Linked DNA regions of Mus musculus: all the other regions are linked to region 1. Evidence: chromatin loops called from intact Hi-C (ENCODE). Cell type or tissue: heart. All regions are shown on one strand.

Region 1 (8,000 bases):
TAATTTCTCCCGAGCTCTGGCTGTTTAATATGGTTCTGAGAGCATTCAGTCACACGGTGGCTGGCATTTATGGTCCAGGTCCTTTGCATATCAGATAGCATTATGTTATGTACACAGCCGGCAACTTGGGCGGGGGGCCAGGGAGTACGGGAACACAGGCAGGTTTCAATATGGGAAAGGGGAAACTGAAGTAGGGTGACCCTAGCCAGAAGATATGACCAGATGGGAAGAGAGCAGATGTGGATTTGACCCTCAGCTAGCCACGGGGGGTGGGGGTGGGGTGGGGGGTGGCACACCTAAGATGAAATTGGGGAAGTAGACAGAGTGAAAGCAGATACTCCTCTCCCTCCTCCCCTCGCTCTCCCCCTCCTCCTCCAAATCCCTCTCTTCCTCTCCCTCCTCTCCTTCCTCCCCCTCCTCTTCCTCCTTTCCCCCTCCTCCATCTTCATTGTCATCTTCTTTAAATTTTCTTTTTTTTAAAGATTCATTTATTATTATTCATTAGTACACTGTAGCTGTCTTCAGACACACCAGAAGAGGGTGTCCGATCTCATTATGGGTGGTTGTGAGCCACCATGTGGTTGCTGGGATTTGAACTCAGGACCTTTGGAAGAGCAGTCAATGCTCTTAACTGCTGAGTCATCTCGCCAGCCCTATCTTCTTTAAATTTTACATGTATGGATGTTTTGCTTTGCGTGTATGCCTGTGTACGGCATGTCTGTCTATGTACAGTGTGAATGCTTGGTACTTGCTGAGGTCTGAGAAGGATGCTACATCAGCTGGAACTGGACTTACAGATGGTTATAAGCCACCACATGGGTGCTGGGAACTGAACCCAGGTCCTTTCAAAGGACTACAAGTGCTCTTAACCACCGAGCCAACTCTCCAGCCCTCCGAGTTCTATTCATTATTCATGTATATCAGGGCTGTTGGCCCTCTGCATCAAGATGCCAGCCTTTTGGTCTGGGGCAGATGCAGCCTCAGACTTCTGATATGTGCCCAAGCCTGATGGCATCCAGAGATGTGTTCCTTCGGTAGCTACAGCTTCTGGGGACATGTCAAAGTCTTAGTTTTGTAATTGTCTGTTTCAAAAATGGACAAGCTAACAGCTAGTCGCCGAGAGCTACTCAGCTTTCATTTCGCAGGTAAGAAAACAAGCTCGTGTCCCGTGGCTTTCACGGGAGACCATCTCTCCGCCCGGCCCTCCTTCCTGTTCCATGCTTGCCAGCTAGCCACGTTAAAGCAAGAGTGAATGGAGAGAGCTAGCTCTCATAACGTCATCCTGAGGAACCATGGGCAAATCTGACAGTGTGACTGAAAGTATCTGTATTAAAAGAACGTACTTAGAGGCTGGGAGGCTCTGTGGATGAAGTGCCAGCTGGGCCAGCCTAGCTATCTAAGTTTGAGTCCCCAGAAGCCAGGTGTGAGCCACGTACAGCAGTGCACACGTGTGTAACCCCAGCCTGCCTCTACTGGGAAGATTGGTGACAGACACTCTGGAAACTCAAGAGCCAGCTCAAGCACAGAAAGCAACCTTGAACCAAGACACCCTGAGTCAAACAACACAGAAGACCAACACCCAAGATTGTTACTGACCCCTGTTGTGAGACTGTTCCTGGGAAATGTGAACGGATGGCTCTGCACCCCAGAAGGGGTACCAACAGCAACCCAAAGTAAGGAAGGACACCACCAAAGCCATCATGGTGAGCCGGTGAGTTTGATTGGGGTTACTGCAGGAGCAGAAATGACTCAAAGACAGCTGCATCACCGAAGCCCACATCCAGCATGGGTGAGTCTTGAAATCTGCAGTGTGCTGCACAGCCTGCAAGCAGCTTGTCAGGGTGGAGACTGTCTCCTGTGGTCAGTTTAGGAGATCTGAGCCTATGCAGGCATCTTTACTGATGCCTGTTTCTTCCAAGAGATTTCTCTGGCCTGAGCCTCTTCTGGTAAGCTCAGGTTGTCTGACCATGTCTGTCAGCAGCCCTTATAGGTTATAAATCTTTGAGGGGCAGGGCTCAAGACAGGGTTTTTCTGTGCAGCTCTGGCTCATTCTGTAGACCAGGCTACCCTCATACTTAGAGATCAAGCTGCTTCTGCCTCTTAAGTGCTGGGATTAAAGGTGTGCGCCACCACTGCACAGTTAGTCCTTATAAGTTATATGCTGGGAAAGGTAGAGGCCTAGTATATCTGGTCAGTTTCAGGGACTTCCTGAAACATTGCTTACTTCCTTAAGGAGTATCCCTGCAAACACACACACACCTAAATAGAGACACACAGAAGTACCCATACACACACACACACACACACACACACACACACATATATATATATATAAACACACAGAAACACTCACATATAACACACAAAAACACATACATACACACACAAATAGACACACAGAAACACACACATACACATATATAGATACACAGAAACACACATACACATGGAGAGAGAGAGAGAGAGAACATCTGGTGTTGTAAGCAAGCTTCCTCTAAGACAGAATGTTTTATCTTCAGGAAATTGCTACACAAAACCTCTCCATTTTGGAGAAGCATGTCTCTAGAAAGCTCCATCACACAATGGAACACACTCACACACATACACAGAAACAATCAGAAACTTTTAAGGTATGTACACCCACAAATACACACATACTCCCTCCCTGTCTCTCCCCTTTCTCCCTCTCCCTCACAACCAATCCCCAGGAAAAGATGTAGAGATGACACAGATGATGGAACAAGCGGAAGTCCTCGCACATCCCAGTGCACACGATGAATTTAAAGCTTTACATTACGATTGCTGGAGAAATGGAAGGCTTAGGTCAAAACTGAAAGACAGAAAGCCTTCACCTTGAGCAGCGGTGTTTTAGATGCCACAAGGGCAGGCCAGTCAACTGAAATCTACCCAACCTGAGGCACAGCAGAAAAGGAAACCTGAAGGTAAGCCAGGAGCAGAGGCTTGGAAGTCACCAAAGCAAGCCAGCCACACTGGCAAACTCAGCCAGAGTCAGAGCTACAGAAATAGATAGGAGCTGGGGATGTCCCATGCTTGACAAAAATGTTACCTTCAACAATAATCAGGAAACCCCAAATAGACACACACACACACACACACACACACACACACACACACCATACACACAGAGATTAAACCACAGAAAACAAATGATCAAGGAAAAGCTTCAAGCCAGGCAGTGGTAGTACACACCTTTAATCCAGCTTGAGAGGCCGAGATAGGCGGATCTCTGAGTTCGAGGCCAGCCTGGTCTACAAAATGAGTTCCAGGACAGCCAGAGTTACACAGAGAAACCCTGTCTCGAAAAACAAACAAAGCAGCAGGACACCCTATTCTCAGTGTATACCCACCATCACAGGGTAGGTGACAGGCACAAAGAAGTCCTGAGCCTAGATGCTGAGGACCCTGAGCATCCTGTGTGCTGGAAGTGGCCATGTCACATGGGATGGTGGGACTGTCAAAGAGCTGACAACCAAGACCCACATTGGAATCCCTTCAACTAAGAGCTCTGGCAGTCACTGCAGGCAAGCAGACAGAAGCCCAGAAAAGGCAGCACTTAGAAGCCAGAGCCCCGTCATCCTTGGTGTGACTCTTGCTCCCTCTAGTGGCAGATCTGAGCTCCGTGGCTGCAAGCAAAGAAGAAAACCTTTGTGGGGTGGGGTCCATCTCCAGGATAACAAAGCAAAGCAGGGAGGGTGCTAAGGAGCTGAGGGATGAGACTCTGAGAGCTGACAGTACATAGCAGGCCAGAAGCAAGGCAGTAAAGCCTAGGGGAAGGAAAAAGACTGTAAACTCACAATCTGGAACTGTATCCAAGAAACGAACTGTCTTAGTCAGGGCTTCTATTCCTGCACAAACACCATGACCAAGAAGCAAGTTGGGGAGGAAATGGTTTATTCGGCTTACACTCCCATACTGCTGTTCATCACCAAGGAAGTCAGGACTGGAACTCAAGCAGGTCAGGAAGCAGGAGCTGATGCAGAGGCCATGGAGGGATGTTCTTTACTGGTTTGCTTCCCCTGGCTTGCTCTTATAGAACCAAGACAACCAGCTCAGAGATGGTTCCACCCACAAGGGGCCTCTCCCCCTTGAACACTAATTGAGAAAATGCCTTACAGTTGGATCTCATGGAGGCATTTCCTCAACTGAAGCTCCTTTCTCTGTGATAACTCCAGCTGTGTCAAGTTGACACAAAACTAGCCAGTACACGAACAGAAGCAATTAAATGGGCTGTCAAGACAGGAGCTCAGAGCTACACATCTGATCAGAGTAGACTGTGAACTTAAAACTGGAATAAAAGCCAGGTGTGGTGATGCAGATGGTTTTAATTCTAGCCTTGGGAGGCAGATCTTTGGGGGTTTGAGGCTAGCCTGGTTTGTTATACAGAGAAATCCTGTCTTGAAAAACAAACAAGAGGCAGGCAGATTTCTAAGTTCGAGGCCAGCCTGGTCTACAAAGTGAGTTCCAGGACAGCCAGGGCTATACAGAGAAACCCTGTCTCGGGGGGGGGGGGGGGGGGAGAAAGAAAGAAAGAAAAAAAGGAAAAACAAACAAAAAAGGTGAAACAAAACCAGGAGCGTTTTGGAAAATTTTGAGAAAATCTTCAAGATCTAGGATTGGAGGGAGAATTCTCACACTGCACCAAATGGAGTCCAGGGGGTTGGAGAGGGCACGTGGAAAGTCTACTACAATATCCACTTATTCAAGGGACTTGCATATCTGCAGAAGATGGGGTCTTGCTATCCTGGAAGTGCTAGAATCTCCTACAGACATTGAGGGATACCTCTGTACCCTACAGAAATGCTTCCCTGTGGAACTCAAATGCTCACAACAGCGGGCCAACACTTTTAAACCATCCAGTGCCTGTGGGTAGAGCAAACTAGTATCTTCATAGCTGGACCACTTAAGCCACATGCAATGTGTACATCTCAGAGATCAGCAAAAGCACCCGAGCTCAGGAGCGTAGGCAGAGGCCAGTCTGCCCACCAGTGTTGGTAGGCGAGTACAGGGGAGTGTGGAGTCCCAGCAACAAATGCCCTGTTCCCGAGGGCACCTTCACATGTGAATACAAGTGGTGACACTGTAGCATGTCATTTTGTATGCACTTCAGCTGTGTGCCACACGACCTCCCATCATACTGAGACAAAACTTTGACCACCACCAGATGGATTGAATCAGTGAGAGGTGGGGCAGAGCGCAAGGAATCTCTCTCAAAGCAAGACACAGAGACAACGTGGTAATGAGGAATGAAGATACAAGTTTAATGAGGCAGGGGGTTTAGGGGAGTACAGGGGCCAAACTAACTAAACTGACAAAGGAGAGAGCTGTGTGCACTGATCTGGATGGGAACGGTCCCCAGTGTTGGAGATGTTTAGAAGGATTAGGACTTAGGGCCTTGTTGATGTGTCATTGCCAGTGTGTCCGGCCTGCCTCCTGCTTGTGGAAGATGGGAGCTCTCAACTGGGGCTCCAGCCTCCCTTCCACCAGCATGGCCCCCAACCCTCTGGAACTGCAAGGCCAGTCAATCTCTCTCATATAAATTGCCTTGGTGTCTTATCAGAGACTGGTGGGCAGCCTTTTGGGAACGACCCTGGCAACTGGGCATCCCAGTGGAAGTGGGGAGCTGCTGCTGGAGGTGGAGGCATCCTGACACAAGCTGAAATCATAGCATGAACTGCCCAGGTCAGACTGGCCTAAAACCAGGTAAGACACAAATCCCCTTAAATAAAAGTGTAGTCCCAATAAAAATGGGACTCCACACACCCTAATATGGAAGAAATTTCTGGAACCACATGAAGTGTAGGCATGTGGACTAGCCTACTAGCTAGCAGGGTCCTGTAAGCATAATGCTATGTACCCAACCTACAGGCATTAAGGCCCCTGAAAGTGGGACCAATTAACAGGCTCCGAAGCTATGCCTAAGGGACCAGGAGCCACTGCAGGCCCCAGGGCCAGGAAAGCCAGAGCCAGATGGTAGGACATGGAGGCCCAACACCCTCCTCTACCCCACCCTTAGTGCTTCCACTGGCTACACTCACACAAGTAAGTGGACCCTGGGACATGCACAGATGTCACTGTGGCATAGGACAATCATGAACACTGGGGCTTGAGAAAAGTGGAGACAGGACTGGGATTGTTGGGGTGGGCCTGCCTGCTGCTCACTATGCTGTTTGGCTCTGTGACTCACCAGGACCTTAGGAATAACCCCACCATGAAGGCCACCATCTCTCCTTTGACACAAGGACTCCCCATCACTGTCTGTGTGGCTGTCTCAGAGCCTACAAGGCAGACACCAGGGACTTCAGATACCCCTCGAGTCTCTCAGCTCCTTGCACTGACCATCCGGCCATGACGGCCCTGTGAGGACTGGTGCTTTGCAAGCATGGGCTCTACCTGGCTCGCAGGCTACGCATGACCAGAGGACTGAGCGAATGCAGCACTGGCTCAGCAAAGCTGTATTCCTGGGCCCTCAGACTTCTCTCATTTATCTCCGACTAGTTAGGACCCAGCCCACAGCCCAGTTGGCACATCCATGTCTCCAGGGACCGACCACACATCCCAGCATCCAGAACACGTGACATTAGCTCCTAGACAGAGGTGAGCACCCTGCTCCGTGAACACCACCCATTCGACTGATAGCTGCTTGTGGCCACAAGACTATTTCTACTGCGTGTGGAGGCCAGACGATGACACTGGGCATCTTCCTCGACTGTTCATCTTGAGACAGGATCTCACAGAGCCCAAAATGTCACTGTTTAGGCTAGGCTGCCTCAGTCTGCAGCTCCAGTATTAGGGTTACAGTTATGCTAGGCTATGGCCTTCCTTTGTTCTGTATGTTTGGGTGGTACCTAAACTCGGGTCTCATCTCCCCAACCCAAGACGGTCTCTGCTGCAGCTCGTCTGGGAAATAGCACGAGAATAGACAGAGCTGGACAACACCCCTCTCTAACCACCAAGAGCCATGTCATTTGAAGAGCATACACACATTGAATGTCTTAAGATCAGCTATGGAGGCTGCTGCTGAACATTCCAGAAAGCTATGCAAAGTTTGTCTTTATTGATGCTGTGATTTCTGTTCATTTCCTTCTGTTCTGCAGTGTATGCAGAGTTCAGAGCAACAGAACCACGAGGTCACCATCATTCCCTGTAAAACAAGGCTGGCCTGGCAAGGTCACACCCTCAGAGCCCCAAAGCTTGCTCAGTCTGCTCAGCCCAGCCCAGGAGTGCGAACAGCACCAACTGAATCTGCCTCAAAACAGCAAGCAGCTACAGAGCCATACAGAGCTCCACCTGGAGAGCCCCCGGCAATGATGTGAAGGCAGGTCCTGTCCTGCAGGTCTCCCTAGAGCTCCCCAGGGACGACACTGTGGGCCCCGACAGACATGCGTGGTGCTGTGGGCCAGTGTATCCTTCAATGTGAAGGTGCTTCCACACAGCTCTAGACTCTTAGCTAAGCTAACACCACCTGCCTTCCCTGCAACCCGGCAGGAGCCTGTTCTCAGTGACAAAGGCAGACTCTGGAGATCAGGGACTGTTGAGCTAGTGGTAGGGACTGAGCTGCCGTGATCTCCCTCCCTAGGGATGAACCAGGGAGGAGGAGGGAGAGAGCTGCCCACAGGGCCTCAGGAATGAGAGCTGTGGCCATGTCCAAGGTCAGCAACTAAGGGCTGACTGGCCCGGGCACGCCTTTTTGGTCTGTTCCGGGGACCCTGGGAAGGGGCTCCTTTGCCGCTTCTTCTTCAGCTGCTGCTGCAGTCTCTCTTCCTTTTTCTTCAGGTAAGAGGTCATGTTGTCAAAGGTGGCCTTGTACAGGCTGCGGAAGCTGTCATCTGTACCAACAGAACCTATGACAAGGACAAGAAGAGATGCCAGGTGAGTGACTTGGAACATGGCCCAGCACTACCTCCTCTCACTGGATGGCCTTGGGAATTTTTTTGTTTTTTTGTTTTTTTTTGTTTTTTCGAGACAGGGTTTCTCTGTGT
Region 2 (8,000 bases), 350 kb before region 1:
GAAAATTGGTGACAGTTCACAATACTGAAGGGCAGGAGGGGGTGTGACCAGGGAGACATGGGGCAAGTCTGAGACTCAAAGAGCCAGGGCGGGTGAATGTGTGGGTGGAGGGGTGTCCCAAACCCCTTGTTCATCTGCTTCTTATCAGATTGTGGGCTGCAAGACCCTCCCACCAGGCCCTGCCTTTTCCACCTCTCGTGTCCTCGGACGGTGGCACTCACGATGGGTGCCTATGATGGCAAATGGCATAGAAGAACAGGTAGAGAAGGTGGAAGCCACCGAGGGAAGAGATGGGAAGGAGACGAGATGAGGAAGTGAGGCTAAAGGGAAAAGAAAGGTGTGTTTCTGATTGAATCAAGAGACTGTTAGTGGCCCTCCGGGGAAGGCAGGGGATGCCACACGGTTGGCTAGGTCAGTGTGGGGCAAGCAAGAGTTAGAGTATCCCGGAGCCTAAGCAGGCTCCAAGCCTGGGACTAACAAGCAGAGCCCAGAGCGATGAAGACAGCTGTGTTGTATTTGGTCTGCTCCACACAGGCCAGGGCCATTCTGGAAATGAATCCACACCTGACCAGATGTCTCTATCGGGTTGGCCTGTGGAGCATTTTCTTGATGTGGAGGCTCAGTATCGGTGCTGCCGCATCCCTAGGAGATGGTCATGGGGCATATAAGAAAGCAGGCTGAGCAACCCAGGAGGAACAATCGCATAAGCAGCACCCTTCGTGGCCTCAGCATTGGCTCCTGTCTCGGGTTTCTGTTCTGAGTTCCTGTCCCGACTTCCCGTCACGGCGGCCTATGATAGGGAAGTGTAAGCCAAGGAAATCGTTCCCTTCTGGGCTGTTTTTGGTCGGTGTTTTCTCATAGGAAAACAAGCCGTAGCACTGTTGTTGGATGACCATGCAGCTGAGTATAACTGGCTCAGAAAATGGAGCAAACTTCACCAAAGAGTTTAAGAAGGAAGCGAGGTAGGAGTGGAGCAAACCCGCGGGCCAAGCCCTAGTCCTGGAACTCGGGGTTCCCCCAACCCCTTACCCTCCCACCTCCCTCCACCCCCTACCCACCCCCATTCCCCATCCCCACCCCCACCCCGGCAGCAGGAGTGGATCACTGGGCAAGGCTAACCAGTCAGCTTAGGCTGGGGAAAGGAAAAGAGATGAGAAATTTATCAGAAGCCAGCCTTACACCATCACCACACCCTCCTGGCCTCTAACTGGAGACATTAATGGTCCTCGGACTGGTGATTCTCAACATTCTTAATGTTGGGATCCTTTAGTATAGTCCCTCATGTTGTGGTGACCCCAACCATAAAATTAGTTCATTGCTACTGTTATGAATCCTAATGTAACTATGTTTGGACTTATAGGTTTGTCAACAGGGCCACCACCCACAGGCCGAGAACCACTGTCTTAGACAATGCAATGAAGAATGGCCCCTGCTGGGGCCTCCTTACCCAGAACTACCTCATTAAAATGAAGCTTCCTTTCAGTAACTTCCATTCGAATGTTACTAAAGATGCTCTCAGGTCAAAAACCACAGTTCAGGGTGACTTCCCAAGGCCCAGATCCCCACTGTTCCTGTTCACATCAAGAAGAGAAGGCAACCAGTGGCCAGGGACCCACATCACAAGTGGGTAGCCTGCAGGGCAGTTGATAAACCAGAAAGACCTGAGGAACTGTGATCAGCAGTCATGCGTTATCCTATAGGGTCTGAGGTCGGAGTCCATTGTGCTCTCTAAAGAGAACTGAGTGTGTGGTCTCATAGAGATGGTAGATTCTGAAGTTCACATAGGCAGAACACTGTTGTTGCTGGAGTGGCCCAGAAGTAACTAGTGGCTTGAGGCTCTCAGAGGGATGGAAGAGTGCTATATGCACTGTTGCTTATATATGCACATGTGCACTCTGATGTGTTCATACACGCGCACATATTCACATACTTACACACACACATGCACATGCATGCATTCGCATACCTGTGTATATACCTGTGTACACTCCATGTATTCACACCTAGGTGCACACACACACACACACAAACACACTCCCGAAAACACGCACACATTCGCGTACGATCGGTGTGTACACACCGCCATTGTACATCTGCCTCAAGGAAACCAAAATAAAAATTGCCAGGTTTTTCAACTTTTCTTTACTTGGAAAATGCTGTGTCTAGCCACTGCTAAGGGTCAAGATGGTTTTAGAAACCCCAGAGATTGATGAAGTCTGGTTGAAACTTTCTTCTGGCTTGCAGCTCCCAGGGAACGGGTGGCTCGGCAGTAGCAACTCTCAGTAGTGACAATCTGGAGATGCAAAAGCAAGGTGGTTGGTCAGGACGCCAAGGAGGCATGAGTGCCTGCGCTCAGAAGTGTGGCTGCCCCATCATAGACAGGTTCTGAACAAGGACAGAGTGGGACAGGAACGATGGGGCCTGTTCTCCCCAAACCGTTAGAGATTCCCCAAGGGAGCCTGCTGACCAGTGTGGGTGGCCATAGAACAAACCCCTGAGAGCAGGCCAAGGCAGGGGAGGGTGTGGCTCAATGAGTAAAGCACCTGTTGTACAAGCCCGAGGGTCCGAGTTCAGATCCCCAGATCCTACATAAAAAGACAGGTGTTGTGGGCATATCTTTAACACTAGTGCTGGGGTTCAGGATTTAGCTCCGTGGTAGAGTGCTTGCCTAGCAAGCACAAGGCCCTGGGTTCAGTCCTCAGCTCCAGAAAACAAGCAAACAAAACAAAAACAAAACAAACAAAACAAAAACCCCACTAGTTTGGGGAACAGGTTGGAGCAGAGCTCACTAGCCAGCCAGCCTAGCCAATCGGTAAACTCTGCATTCAGTGAGAGACCCTGTCTCAAAAACTATGGGGGAGAAGGACTAAGGGAAGCACCCAAACTCTGCAGAGTACCTCCACATGCAGGCACGCACATACACACACAGAGGCACACACTGGTACATACACACAAGTACACACAGTACACACGCACATGTACAAGTACACATACAAATACATACACACTCAGAGGTGTACACACACGGAGGCGCACACACACAGAGATACGATACACAGAGTACGCACACACAGAGGTATACATACAGATACATACACACAGGTACACAGGAACAGTAGTCATGTACACATACAGGTACACATACGGATATAGACACACAGGTACACACTCAGACACAGACACACACACACACAGGAGGGACCCTCAGCAGGTGAGTGTGGGTGGGAATGGCTCTTGCCAGGTTCCAGGCAGGCCCCACCGACAACCATTACCTTCCACAGACTGTGGGAAGAAACACCAGGGCACTTCAAAGATCAGGTTGGAAAAGCAGCAGTTTCGACTGGCACAGTCCTCGGGACTGATGCCCGGGTACCCACAATTCTTGCGAGCTGACACTTCCATGACACACTGCTCCGATTCTGGTTGTGAGGAAGAGCAACATCCAAGGCTTTGTCAGGCTGGACACTCACTGAGGGCTACAAGGTCTGCCTTCTTAGGGACACTGAATTTGCAGGCTCTGAGTGTCCCAAGGAGCTCCTTGGGGGTGGCGTCTCTCAGGAGAGTAATGCCCAAGGACTGGTTGTCCTCCCCACAGGAGGGCACTAATGTTGGGAGGTGATCACAGAACTTTTGCAGAACTGGGGCCTCGGGAAAACCACGTTACCTTCTCTGGACTCAGCATTGAGCTCTGTGAAATAAGAGCAGCCCACTGTACCACGCCCAGAAGCTTGAAGACATTGATATCGAAAGGGACCCTGGACGCAGCCACTAACCTACCTGGTTTTTCTTCAGAGCATGCTGGTCATTTGGGAGGATATTCCCTACCACGAGTGCCCCAGTGGCAAAGCCCATGCCTGCGGTGAACTCACACACAGCTGGCATTCTTGTGCGTACTGTATTCACAGTTTGCCCTGGCTTGAAACCCATCATATCTGATGCCTCCACGCCCCCTTCCCAAGCTGCTTTGGAAGTTACATTTTTATGTACAGGCCAATGGTAGATTTAGGGTATGGGATGGGGATCGGGGAGGGGGTAAGGGTATAGAAGAGGCATTTAAGGCTTCCTTCGTGTTAACCTGGGCTAGCTCTAGCTCAGCTAGGCTTCCAAGCACCTGCTGTAGACCTTGCCCAGGGCCAGGTCCTAAGCCGACAGCTGGCAGAAGGACCTGGCTCTCCAAAGTTTACCTTGGTTTGGAAGTGGGTGGAAACACCAAGGGACCCCAGCGACGCTAGAGTCAAAGCAGCATCCAAGATCAAAGCACTGCTCACTGGTGATGCCCGGGAAGCCACAGTTCTTTCTGTTGTGGGGTGTCAGCCTGGAGCACCGACAGGGGGCTGTGGATAGAGCGAGCCATCATGGTCATCCCTGCCCAGCATGCTAGATGCTTCTTCCAACCTGCCCTGGGAGCTTAGGACACTTGCAGAATCTCATTGCCCAAGGGGTGACATGAGGTCTTATTTTGCCCATGTTAAAGCTATCTGGCTTCCTCCTGGGGAAACCAGGGGAGGCTTTTATTGAAACCATTTCATTTGTGAAAGAAAGAAAGAAAGAAACAAAGAAAGAGGGAAGGAAGGAAGGAAGGAAGGAAGGAAGAAAGAAACAAAGAAAGAAGGAAGGAAGGAAAGAAGGAAAGAAAGAAAGAAAGAAAGAAAGAAAGAAAGAAAGAAAGAGAGGAAGAAAGAAAGAAAGAAAGAAAGAAAGAAAGAAAGAAAGAAAGAGAGGAAGAAAGAAAGAAAGAAAGAAAGAAAGAAAGAAGAGAGGAAGAAAGAAAGGAAGGAAGGAAGAAAAGAAAGAAAGAAAGAAAGAAAGAAAGAAAGAAAGAAAGAAAGAAAGAAAGAAAGGAAGGAAGGAAGGAAGGAAGGAAGAGGTAAAGAGAGAGAAGGGAAGGGAAGGAAGAAGGCGACACAAACCTTCTGTAAAGAGGGTGACTCTATGAACCTATGCAGAAGTCAAGGTCACAAGATAGGCCCAAGACAGCAGGCCCTCCTGTCCTCCTAACCAGGCTGACACCTGTAGACATAGCCCTTCTGAATAAGAGATTCTGGGTGAGCTTCCCACAGCAGCACCCAGACAGCAGGGTGCTGTCTAGCTCCTTGCAATCTGTCACCCTGCCTTTGTCCTTTGAGGGAACATAGAGAAAAAACCCACCTAGTCCAGGTCCTAGATGAACTACAGCCCATCACTCAAGGGGGCTCAGATCCTACCTTTCACCTGCTGGGTCTCCACGGACTTTTACTTACAAGGTTTCTCGCCCTCTACCAGAGCATGCAGTCCCAAAACCAGGACCACTGCCAGCAGGGGGGCACCTCGAGGTCGCATGTCTGCTCCACTGGACCTGGGCAGCCTGCAGAATGCCCAGTTCCCACCAGCTGGCATTTTATTGGCTCCTGTTTGTTTGCTCAATGGCCCTGATAACTGTCCCTTACTCGTGGCCCCAAGCCTCCTAGGTTCTTTGTGCAGAAAAGCTGACATGGCTCCAAGTGGAGGCCCAGAGGAGGTGGGAAAAACCCCTCCGGACATGGGCTGGGTCAGGCTGGGTCGTGCCAGGTTACTGAAAGGGGAATGGGCCACGTATGCAACTGGAATAGGGCACCCACAGGGTCACACCCAGGAAGGGATTAGCCTCGTGGTGTTACTCTGGGTAAGGTTTGTGCCTACTGTAGAGACTTCTTAGGTTTTGTTTTTTGTTTGTTTTCTTTTTTTGTTTCTTGTTTGTTTGTTTTGTTTTGTTTTTTAAATATTTGAAGTGAATGACGCTATGGAGAAACAAAGAGCACAGAGAGAGAAGGTCATTATATCCAGGAGCCTCCCAGGGGAGGGGGAGCATCTCCAGGGGACCCAGTCTGCATTCCTGATGCAAGGCACACCCTACTTCACCTGGCTCCCTGCCAGCCCCAAGGACTGTTGTACACAGAGACCAGCCGCCAGGGCCTAAGGGAGCCGTCATGGGGCAGGCAGCTTTCTTCATCCCTGAAGCTGGACACTCTTTGCCCCGTGGGGATACTTCACTTCCCTCACACAGTGCCTAGGACTGAGATGCCCACCCATGAAATGCCCCGGAGAGGGGATTTGTAAAATGGACACCGAGGACAGAACCCAGGGGATCAGGACAACTCAGAACAGAAATGTCAGAGGAGAGAAGGAGAGGGACTGTGTGTGTGTGTGTGTGTGTGTGTCCTTTGGGGCTGAAGGAGTCTGCCCAGCTGTGGGAGATAGGCTACAGAGTCCATGACTCGGATACAGAATTTAAAAGCCTTGGCCCCATCCCAGGCTCTAAAGAGCAGACCTAAATCCTCAAAACCTCACCTGGATCCTTGCAAACCCAGCAGGGCTCTATTTCTCTGTGGCACATCCCAGCGGTTCTTTATCTCTGTGTTTATTACGTATCTTTGTTGTTGTTGTTGCTGTGCTGTTTTGGTGTCAACTTGACACAAGCCAGGGTCATCTGGCAAGAGATGGAAAGCAGACTGAGTAAGCCATGGGGGGTGGGTGGGGGGAAGCCAGTAAGCAGCATTTCTCCATGGTCTCTGCTTCAGTTCCTGCCTCCTGGTTCCTGCCTCCAGGTTCCTGCTTGGTGGTCCTGTCTGACTTCCCTCAATGACTGACTGATAGGGATGTATTGGATAAATAATTGCTTTTCTATCCAGGTTCCTTTTGGTTATCATAGCAAGGGGCAGTCAACTAGGACAGCCATCAAGATGATAAGACTTGCCAAGAACCCATTTTCTTGAACATCCTCATTCCTCCCTCCTCTCTGGCCCACATCCCAACCCAAGTTCCCCTGCCCCATCAGGGGTTCCGCCAAAGCCACCTGTCCCCTGAAGAGACATTTATCTTTCCTTTGAGCATTATCCCTTCCCCCTGTACAAGCCTGTGTCCTGATGAACAGGCTATCCATATTATGAGCACTGCACCCCCGCCCCATTCCATATAAAGTCAAGGGTACTGCACAACAATAGACAGCCATATCTGTGGGACCAGGCTGTGGGCCAATCACAGAGGCTCAGGAGAACCCCACAGCTACAGTTTCCACTTTATAGGAAAACTTATGGGTGCTGTGGATACAGACTCTGCACTGTGCCACGTCTATTGCACCTGCCTCACTGGGGTCCACTGACCCGTCTCTGATGACAAGGACTCAGTCCCAAGGTCATTGGCCCAAATCTTGGTACAGGCATAAACGGCTTCTGAACCCCAGGCAGGTCACATGCAGACTGATGGCTGCCGGGCTCTGTATCTTCTGTATCTTCTCCTGGACTCTAGGAACTTCCCCTTCTCTCTCTCTCTCTCTCTCTCTCTCTCTCTCTCTCTCTCTCTCTCTCTCAGAACCTGAACTCTCCACGGACAAAACACGGGCTTCTTTCCCGTTCAGTACACTCTCGCTTCTAGCACTTTCTCTGTGGCTACCACAGCAGCTGCTTCCTTAAATCCTAACCCTCGACTCCACAGCAGCTCAGCTCTCCTTGTCTGTGCCTCTTCTCCTCCAGCCCGACTTCCAGGGGGCTCACATCACCACCCCCCCCACTACAACACCAGGAGCACCCCGCTGCCTCCTCCAGGGCTTGCATGTGCAAGCCTCGCGCTGCTGCTTCTGCGCATGCTCTCAGACCAGCCGTGACTTCGTGGTGTGATTTTTCTCATGTCTTCTCTCCACTCCCACCTCCAGCCCCACCCCAGTCTCCCTGCACACCTTGGGGGAGATGGTGTTTATCTATTCAGGCAAACTGGAATTCCTCAGGTACTAGCCAGTCTTTCTCGGAGCACACAGAAAAAAACGGTCCAGACCACCCTCTCCTGTAGGGGACTCTAAAGCCCTGTCAAATGACAGGAATCCAGAAGAGGGAAAGAAGGCAGAGTAGAGAAACAAGAACCAGGCCCAGAACCAGGGTAGCTGGGTGGGAGAAGGAAGAAAACGAAGCCGCAGACCATAAATGTGAGTTCCTTGAGTTCTTAGTCAAATCCTTCACTGCCTTGACCTGAAGGCCAGACAAATCGGATAT
Region 3 (8,000 bases), 51 kb before region 1:
CTCCACAGAATCCCCATGACACCAACAGGATATGAGTGACCCAGGTTAGTCCTCCCTGGCCCTGGGTATGGTCAGCCTTTTTGATCGCGGGATAAGCATTCGGATTTGCCTTTCTAGCGACTGTGGATGCTGCCTAGGTCTCATGCTCACACCTGTCTGCACACAGCCTGTTTCCAAATTGAGCTGTCTTCTGCTGTGGAGTCCTGATGGCTTTTCCCACACACTGTATTCAAATCATGGTCCGATACTCCACTTGCAAATACTCCACCCGAGCTGTAGATTTGTCTTCTGCTCTCCTTTGGGGGGGGGGGGGGGGCGTGACTTATTTTTTACTTATTTCATTTTTATTTTATGTATTTGTTTCTTCACTTATTTTGACTTTTCAAGACAGGGTTTCTCTGCATGTAGCCCTGACTTTCCTGGAACTTGTTCTGTAGACCAGGACCTGGTCTATACACACACACACACACACTCATACACACACACACACACATTCACACACACAGACACTCTCACACACTCACACACACATACACCAAAACACGGAATCTGTTTTGTGTTGGCAAACTACCCCTGAGCATGTGGCTGCCTGAAGCATGGTTTCAGGCTGTCTTTTCATCCCCCTAACACTATTCTTCAATTAATTTTGATCAAGTGGCTTAGTGATTTCCCCTGTGTATTTGGACGTCACGTCTAGGAAGTCCCTGACTTCCTCCACACTCTGCAGGTTGTGTCCCTGTGTGTTATGGTTTACAGCCATGGACAACACATTTTGCATGAGTTTTTTGCCTGTGAAATAATCTATTTCCACAAAAGAGCTTGCTGCATGGTTTTTTTTTTTTTTTTTTTTTTTTGGGACAGGAAGAAACTTAAGCCTGCAATACTGGATTAAGGAGGATTGACATCTTTGCTGTGTCAAATTTACTAGGTCATTAACACCAGTTGTTATTTACTTATGTATCTTTTCCAGTGACATTTGGAGCTTGGGGCATATAAATTCTGCATGTTTTGTTATGTTTGTGCCTGAGTCTTCAAGCTTTTCTGAGTAACTATCAATGCAATTGAAATTTTAATATAATCGTTTGCATATTATTAGTATTGTGTGTGTATCTCATGACCTTGTTAAATTCACTTGTTGGCTCCAGAAGAGGTGTGTGTTGCATTTTGTAGAATCCTTGGAATGTTCTGTGTAAAGAGTCGTGGCATCAGCAGTCAGGGGCTGCTGGCTTATTTCTTCCTTTCTGACCTGTGTGCTTTTTTTTCCTTTTTTGTCTTTTCGAGACAAGGTTTCTCTGTATAGCCCTGGCTGTCCTGGAACTCACTCTGTACACCAGGCTGGCCTCGAACTCAGAAATCCTCCTGCTTCTGCCTCCCAAGTGCTGGGATTAAAGGCGTATGCCATCACCGCCCTGCCTTTTTTTTTTTCCTTTTAAAGATTTTATTTATTTATTTCATGTATATGAGTAGACTGTAGCTGCCTTCAGACACACCAGATGAGGGCATATGGATCCCATTACAGATGGTTGTGAGACACCATGTGGTTACTGGGAATTGAACTCAGGACCACTGGAAGAGCAGTCGGTGCTCTTTTTTTTTTTTTTTTTTAAGATTTATTTTTATTTTATTATATGTGAATACACTGTAGCTGTCTTCAGACACTCCAGAAGAGGGCGTCAGATCTTGTTACAGATGGTTGTGAGCCACCATGTGGTTGCTGGGATTTGAACTCAGGACCTTCGGAAGAACAGTCGGTGCTCTTAACCACTGAGCCATCTCACCAGCCCACAGTCGGTGCTCTTAACAGCTGAGCCACGACTTTTCTTCTTACAGGATGTGAAGTCAGGTGGCCATGGGTTATCTACACCCACTCGCTTGAAATGTTCTGGGTCTTAGGTAGGGAGCACCCTTTTGGATGATTAGGAGACACAAGCTTGAGGCAAAGATGCCATTATTTATGATAGACAGGTGACTGTAGGCCATACAGAGAAGCCAGCAGCATAAGAACAAAGACAGAAGGTGACCTGTAGGTGAGTGCCTTTATTGTGACCTGTAGGTGAGTGCCTTTATTGTGACCTGTAGGTGAGTGCCTTTATTTTGACCTGTAGGTGAATGCCATTATTGTGACCTGTAGGTGAATGCCTTTATTGTGACCTGTAGGTGAATGCCTTTATTGTGTCCTGAGAATTACTGCATGGGGTTCCTCCTGGGGAATTATAATTGGTGATTTAAAGCAAGCAGACATGAGTTCTGAAAGGTCCCAGTGTTGGCGAAATGGTTACCATAGCATAGGGCTGCACATTGTGTGCCAGGTGTGGGGCAGCAGGTGAGTCAGGTAGGCTGTATCTAGCTGCCCAGAGGGCGGTGGTCAGCTGGAGGAAGTGGTTTAAGGCAGACATCTGGGTTGACACCTGGGTAGATGGGAGGCAGACAACCGGAAGCTGGGTTGGGGTGACTGAACCTGCATTCAAAGTGAACCCACAGGGAGTGTAAGGTCACGAGACACCAGAAGACCAGCCTATACACAGTAAAATAGAGAAGGCTTAACAGGTTGATCTAGGCCAGAGGTTCAACCTTCCTAATGCTGAGACCCTACAATACAATTCTTCACGATGTTGTGACCTCCAACTATAGAATTATCCCTTTGCTGCTTCCCAGCTGTAATTTCACTACTGTGATCTTAGGCGACCCCTGTGAAAGGGTCGTTAGTGACCCAGAAGTTGAGAACCACTGATTGATTGATTTGGGTTTTTGGTTTTTTGTTTTTATTGTGTCCAGTGAATAAACACTAGCAAATATATTTTAGGAAGGAAAAAAGGGAAAGGAGAGGAGGGGAGGGGAGGGGAGGGGAGGGGAGGGGAGGGGAGGAGAGGAGAGGAGAGGAGAGGAGAGGAGAGGAGAGGAGAGGAGAGGAGAGGAGAGGAGAGGAGAGGAGAGGAGAGGAGAGGAGAGGAGAGAAAGGGAAGAAGGGAGGGGAGAAGATAGGAAAGGGTAGAGAGGAAGGGAGGGTAGAAGAGGAAGGGAGGGGAGGGGAGAGGGGAGGGGAGAGGAGGGGAGGGGAGGAAAGGGGGGGGAAGGGGAGGCATAATGGCTGAAACCCGTGCTCCTATCATATGGGAGGCTGCAGTATAAAGATAGCCCAAGTCAGAGGCCAGCCTGGACTACTTAGCAAATCCTGCCAAAAGCAAGGTAGGAAGGGAACACAAAGCGCCCGGAAATAGATCAGACCAGGCCAGTGCTCCTGTCATGTTGAATGTCCATAGGAGGGGGTGTTACAACAGCTTGTTGTTGAAGACGCACGGAGATGGAGTGTGGTGTCCGCACACGGAAGCATCTTCCGGGGTTCACATAGCAGGCTATACCATCCAGCCCCAACCGCAGAACTTCCTTAAGGGACTCCATGCCATCTGCATGTGCCAGCACAGTGTCGCCTAGCCCTGTGCTGCTTGAAATGGTATTCTCACGGCTGATGACCGGACTTGCTAATTTTGGAGTTTTTAGGGTCATGAGCCTGGTGACGATCGATGTACCTTCATGGCAGGTTCTTGCTATGGGGCACCGATGCAACCCAGTCTCCGCAGTAGACTAAGACAGCAGTTAGACACGGGAGGACATGCACGGCACCCCTGCATTCCCGTGAAGCCCATGAGCCGGCATCTGCTTAGATCAGGACAGAGGTGGCCTGGGGAGGGGCGGCGACTAAGGGAGCCCAAGGAGACTTCTGGTGCCGATCATGTTCTGTTCCTTAGACTGAAGGTGACCAAGATGTGAGGGGGAAAACACTTCTTTCTCATTGTAAAATTAATATATACGTTCGTGGTAGAAAATAAGGGTTCTCTGAGACATCAAAAATAGCAAAATGGAATCTCATAAACAAAAGATAACTATTGTTAGTGTTCTGGAAGTTTCCCTCCCAACATGTTTGAAAAAAATGGAAGCTTTCTATGTTACTTTTCAAAGATCATTTGAATGAAGCTTTTAAGGTTTGTTTAATGTGTATGTGCTTGTCTCTGTACTGTGTACCTGCCTCATACCTGTGGAGATCAGAAGGGGCATGCGATCCCCTGGGACTGGAGGTTTGTGTAGCTGGTTGACTGTGGGCCTCTGTGTGGTGCTAAGAATCAGACCCTGGTCCTCTGCGGGAACAGCAAGTGTTCCTAACCTCCGAAAGATTTCTTTAGCCCCTAAAAACCGCTTTTTAAGTCTAATAACAGATGTTAACTTCTTCTGTTGGTTTTTGTTTTGTTTTGTTTTGTTTTTAGAGTCAAGGTCTTGCTATGTCATCCTGGCTGGCTTATCATGGGTAGATCCTCCTGCCTCTGCCTCTAGACATGAACATTTTAAAATAATTATTTAAAATAATTATTTAGTTTTTCCCTCTCCTTTCCATTTTAGACAGGATCTTGTTATGCAGTTAAAGCTAACCTTAAACTTGCTCTTCTCACCCACCTGGCCTGCTAACTCCTGCCCCACTCTCCCTGGGATTTAAAGGTGTGCTGAGCTGGATTTATTATCAATAGTAGAATATGAGTCTACAATGCACACACATCTTATTTAATTTAACAAATCCTGAGGCCACAAGATGGCTTGGTAGTTAAAGGCACTTGCCAACAAGCCTAGAGACCTGAGTTTGGTTGCCAAAATCCACATAGCAAAAGGAGAGACCAGACTCCTACAAGTTGGTTTGCTCCGTTTTGGTTGCTGGTGAGAGTTAAGCGTCAGGCCAACAAAGAAGAGTCTATGAATTCCTTTCTAGAGTCTCTGAGTTTGGGGGCCATGAACAAATGCTTAGCTGGGACACGAAGGTCTCCCCTTCCCAAGAGCACAGATAGAATCACTTCAAAGGGTGATGTCATGACCGTCTGCAAGTCCCAGAACTGGGCTGGTCAGGAAATAGGAAAGAGACAAGTTATGATCAGCCTGGGACCTGAACCTTGTAAAACCAACCACCCAGCCCAGTTTTACAGGGCTAGCCAGAAGAGGCCAGGCCTGCTCCACCCAGCCCGCTTCCTCTCTGCAGGCCCATCCTGAGAACACCATGTTTTCACTCACTGGCGCATTGACCCCACTCTGCCATGCTAATAGTCCCCATAAAACGAGCACCGTGAGAACGCTGCCCATATTTAGAGCCCCCGAAGCCTGCCTGCCTTATCTAGCTGTAGCAGTGTCTGGAGAACATCAGCCCTGGGGCCACTGGCCATGGACCAGGACAAGCAGGCAGCAGAGAAGAGGAGAAACCGGTACCCAGGGAGGCCCTGCTACCTGTGATGGACAGCCCAAACATCCTTCCACAGTAGCACCTGTGGCTCACACAGGGATAGTAGTACCCTTAGCCACCTGCCTGTCTCCACGGCTGTCCTGCCAGCCTCAATTGGTTTCTCTTCTTCGGTTTGTAGAACGAGAAGAACTTATCCAGGGCGTGCTGGCCCAGGTGGCGGAACAATTTTCCAGGTACCGTATGCTCTCTGTACATCCTTTCCAGACTCACGGGAGCTGGCCCTTAGCCAGTCAGCCCTCTGTAGTTTCTGTAGCCAGCCTAGCAAACCTTCACCATATCCCCAAAACCCTGTCCAATGGCCGCTTGTAGAACATGAGTTCTGGAGGTGGCGAATACATCCCCCTTCATTCTTCTAAGGCTCAGAGCTATCTACAAAACACCCTTCTACCAAGGGGTGTTTCCCACTGAGATGCTGTCATGTGAGTGGATGGCTTCCCTTTAGTTTGCCAACACCCTAGAATTCCGTTGTCAGTTTCCCAAAGTGACTTCTGTATGGTATGTTCTTGTCACTTAGAACCAAATGATTGAACCACCATGGGGCATCGCACCCCACAGCTGCCCTTACTGGGCAGGGCAGGGCATAGGCATGGGTCAACCCAGCTTAAGTCTACTCTGAGAGCCCAGGACAGAGTAGTAATAACACCAGACATTATTCGTTCTTTAAAAGCACCTCCTGCTGTCTTGGTCCCCTCCCCAGGCTCCCTGGAGACCTCACCCCAGGCAGGGACCTATAAACATTTGCTGGTCTGGGTCTTGTGTTTTATCTTTTTTCCCTGCTTTTTGCCCCCAGAGCGTTTAAGATCAACGAGCTGAAAGCCGAAGTTGCAAATCACCTGGCCGTGCTGGAGAAACGGGTGGAATGTGAGTGGAGTTGTTATTGTTGTTGTTGTTGTTGTTTTTCCTTTCTGCTTATGTTGTCTTTTAACCTCTGTTGGAATCAGCCACTTAGAACAGTGAGCAGTTCGTTGCTGAAGGCAAATGCGAGCTTTCTGTGTGCCACTCTGATTTGACAGAGGCTGGCCAAGGGCAGATCTCAGCACACGTTTCTGTTAAAGCACCGCTTGTATGAAGCTTTGTGCACCGAACACAACCCATAAACCCCAACGGCCTCTGTCTGGCCCGGTAGAAGCTCTGCCAGGGCTGTAGCTCTTGTTCCTCTCTCCATGAGGCAGGAGGGGGGGAGGGGCGGGGGTCTTCTCTTCTCTTCACACGGCTGTGCAGCTTGCTTCTGCAGAGTGTGGAAGAGGTGACATTTTGGTCCCAGTTTCTGACCACTACAAGCAAGAGAGAGTCAAGTCCAGTTTCCATTCCATTTCCAAAGAGCCAGCCAGGTTTGGGGAGGGAAATAGCTTCAAGTCACCTCATCCGCCGTGACAGGATCGATGAAGGATCGATGCTTCTGCTCCACAGGCCCATGGAGCCCGTGTTGCACCCTCGGCTTCACAGCCAGGTTCTCTGTCACTGTCAGGCTCAGTCTGGTGATAACTGGGCACCTGATTTGTTAGCTTGGGCTGAGTAAACAAAATTTAAACAGGAGACCAGCACCCCTGAAACATATGTGACTGACTCTGTTCATAAGACAAAATGCTGCTTTTTTGTGGGGGGATTTTTTTTAATTGCTTCTCATTAAAAAAAAAAAAATTCTATCATACAAGACCTGGCTCTTCGGAATAAGCTGGTACACGTTTCCCACCGTCCTGTGTGTACCTCTCAGCATGCATTGGCTTTCCCCAAGTCAGCTGGTCTTTGGGTCCTCAAGACTATCTTGTCCCACCTGGGGATGGTGAGGAGCCACAGAAAAGTTAGTGACCGCTCCAGCAAAGGACGGCACACAGGAGGCATGTGTAAGTCACAGCAGTGCCCACTCCAACGTGCTGGAAGCTGACCGCTCCAGCTTGGGAAGTGTCAGCAAGGCTGGTTCCTCTGGGATCTGAGGGAGAGTCCGTTCTAACCTGACTTCCGTTAGTCCTTCCCACTCCCTAGCTAGTATGGCTGCCGCCTGATCCTGTCGTCCATGCCCTGTCTGTTTCTTGTAAGGACACTGCCATTTGAATCAAGGATGTTCCCATTGCAAGTTCTTTACCTAATATCTGCCAAGGATCTTTTGTTTAAATCAAGTGGTAGTCTCAGGATCCTGGCCCTGGGTGGCTGGGCAGGCTGCCAGGAAGACACCTTGAGTCACTGTTCCATATAGACACACAACCAGGCACAAACATATACACAAAGACATGGATAGACACACTGGAAAGCATGTGTGCACACGCAGGCCCATCTGGGTGTCATTAACTGTTATCTGTGTCTCAGGGTTAGGGACATCCAGCTGTAAACCCCCACACCACACTGACCTTGTAGTGAACGGAATTTCCTGCTTGCTCTTTGACCTTAAACCAAATACACGTTTCTCCTCTGTGACTGTCAGCACTTTTTCCCCCCGTTCTGTGTAAATGTTTAGCTTTTAAGGAGTCTGGGATTACTGGAGGGTCAAAGGTGATTTCATAACCATGGAACAGCCTGGCCCTTGCCTCCTATCCTGCCTGGAGCTATTCACTTCCTTCCTGGTATGTTGTGGTGGGGACACAGGGCATCCCTGCTCCATCTACTCTTTGTACTCGTGCCCTGGACCGACACCAAGACTTAAACACCAGTGTGGACCGCAGCCAGAGCTGATGCCAGAAGACAGAGGTACCAGGGTACGCAAACAATCCAGAATTTCCATACTGAACTG

What was found. Hi-C counts contacts between places; a loop is a spot of excess contacts. Peaks named below come from ENCODE experiments on the same cell type or tissue, not always from the same donor. Only the 100,000 strongest peaks of a DNase experiment are listed, where the experiment ranks them.
Region 2: a loop joins it to region 1, with 5 times the contacts of the local background. A loop is called at or near these places in 6 of 42 quality-filtered maps.
Region 3: a loop joins it to region 1, with 2.3 times the contacts of the local background. A loop is called at or near these places in 5 of 42 quality-filtered maps.

The regions. Positions count from the first base shown.
Region 1 is chr17:31,489,067-31,497,066 of GRCm38, forward strand. Wdr4 (WD repeat domain 4) reads right to left here. Exons shown (of 11, transcript NM_021322.2): 11 at 5,256-7,862. The coding sequence ends at 7,672. Among named protein-coding and RNA genes, the nearest start is that of Wdr4, 19 kb to the right of the region's middle. In heart, a CTCF peak has its summit at 3,621 (motif pointing left); a DNase peak (open chromatin) is centred at 3,615.
Region 2 is chr17:31,138,930-31,146,929 of GRCm38, forward strand. Tff2 (trefoil factor 2 (spasmolytic protein 1)) reads right to left here and starts at 5,353. Exons shown (of 4, transcript NM_009363.3): 1 at 5,241-5,353; 2 at 4,185-4,334; 3 at 3,273-3,419; 4 at 2,133-2,293. The coding sequence starts at 5,319. The coding sequence ends at 2,280. In heart, no CTCF peak of the experiment used is centred here; no DNase peak of the experiment used is centred here; H3K27me3 peaks cover 520 bases.
Region 3 is chr17:31,437,773-31,445,772 of GRCm38, forward strand. It overlaps Pde9a (phosphodiesterase 9A), which reads left to right. Exons shown (of 19, transcript NM_008804.4): 5 at 5,394-5,448; 6 at 6,066-6,136. Among named protein-coding and RNA genes, the nearest start is that of Gm9902, 6.7 kb to the left of the region's middle. In heart, no CTCF peak of the experiment used is centred here; DNase peaks (open chromatin) are centred at 4,989 and 7,869; H3K27ac peaks cover 2,619 bases.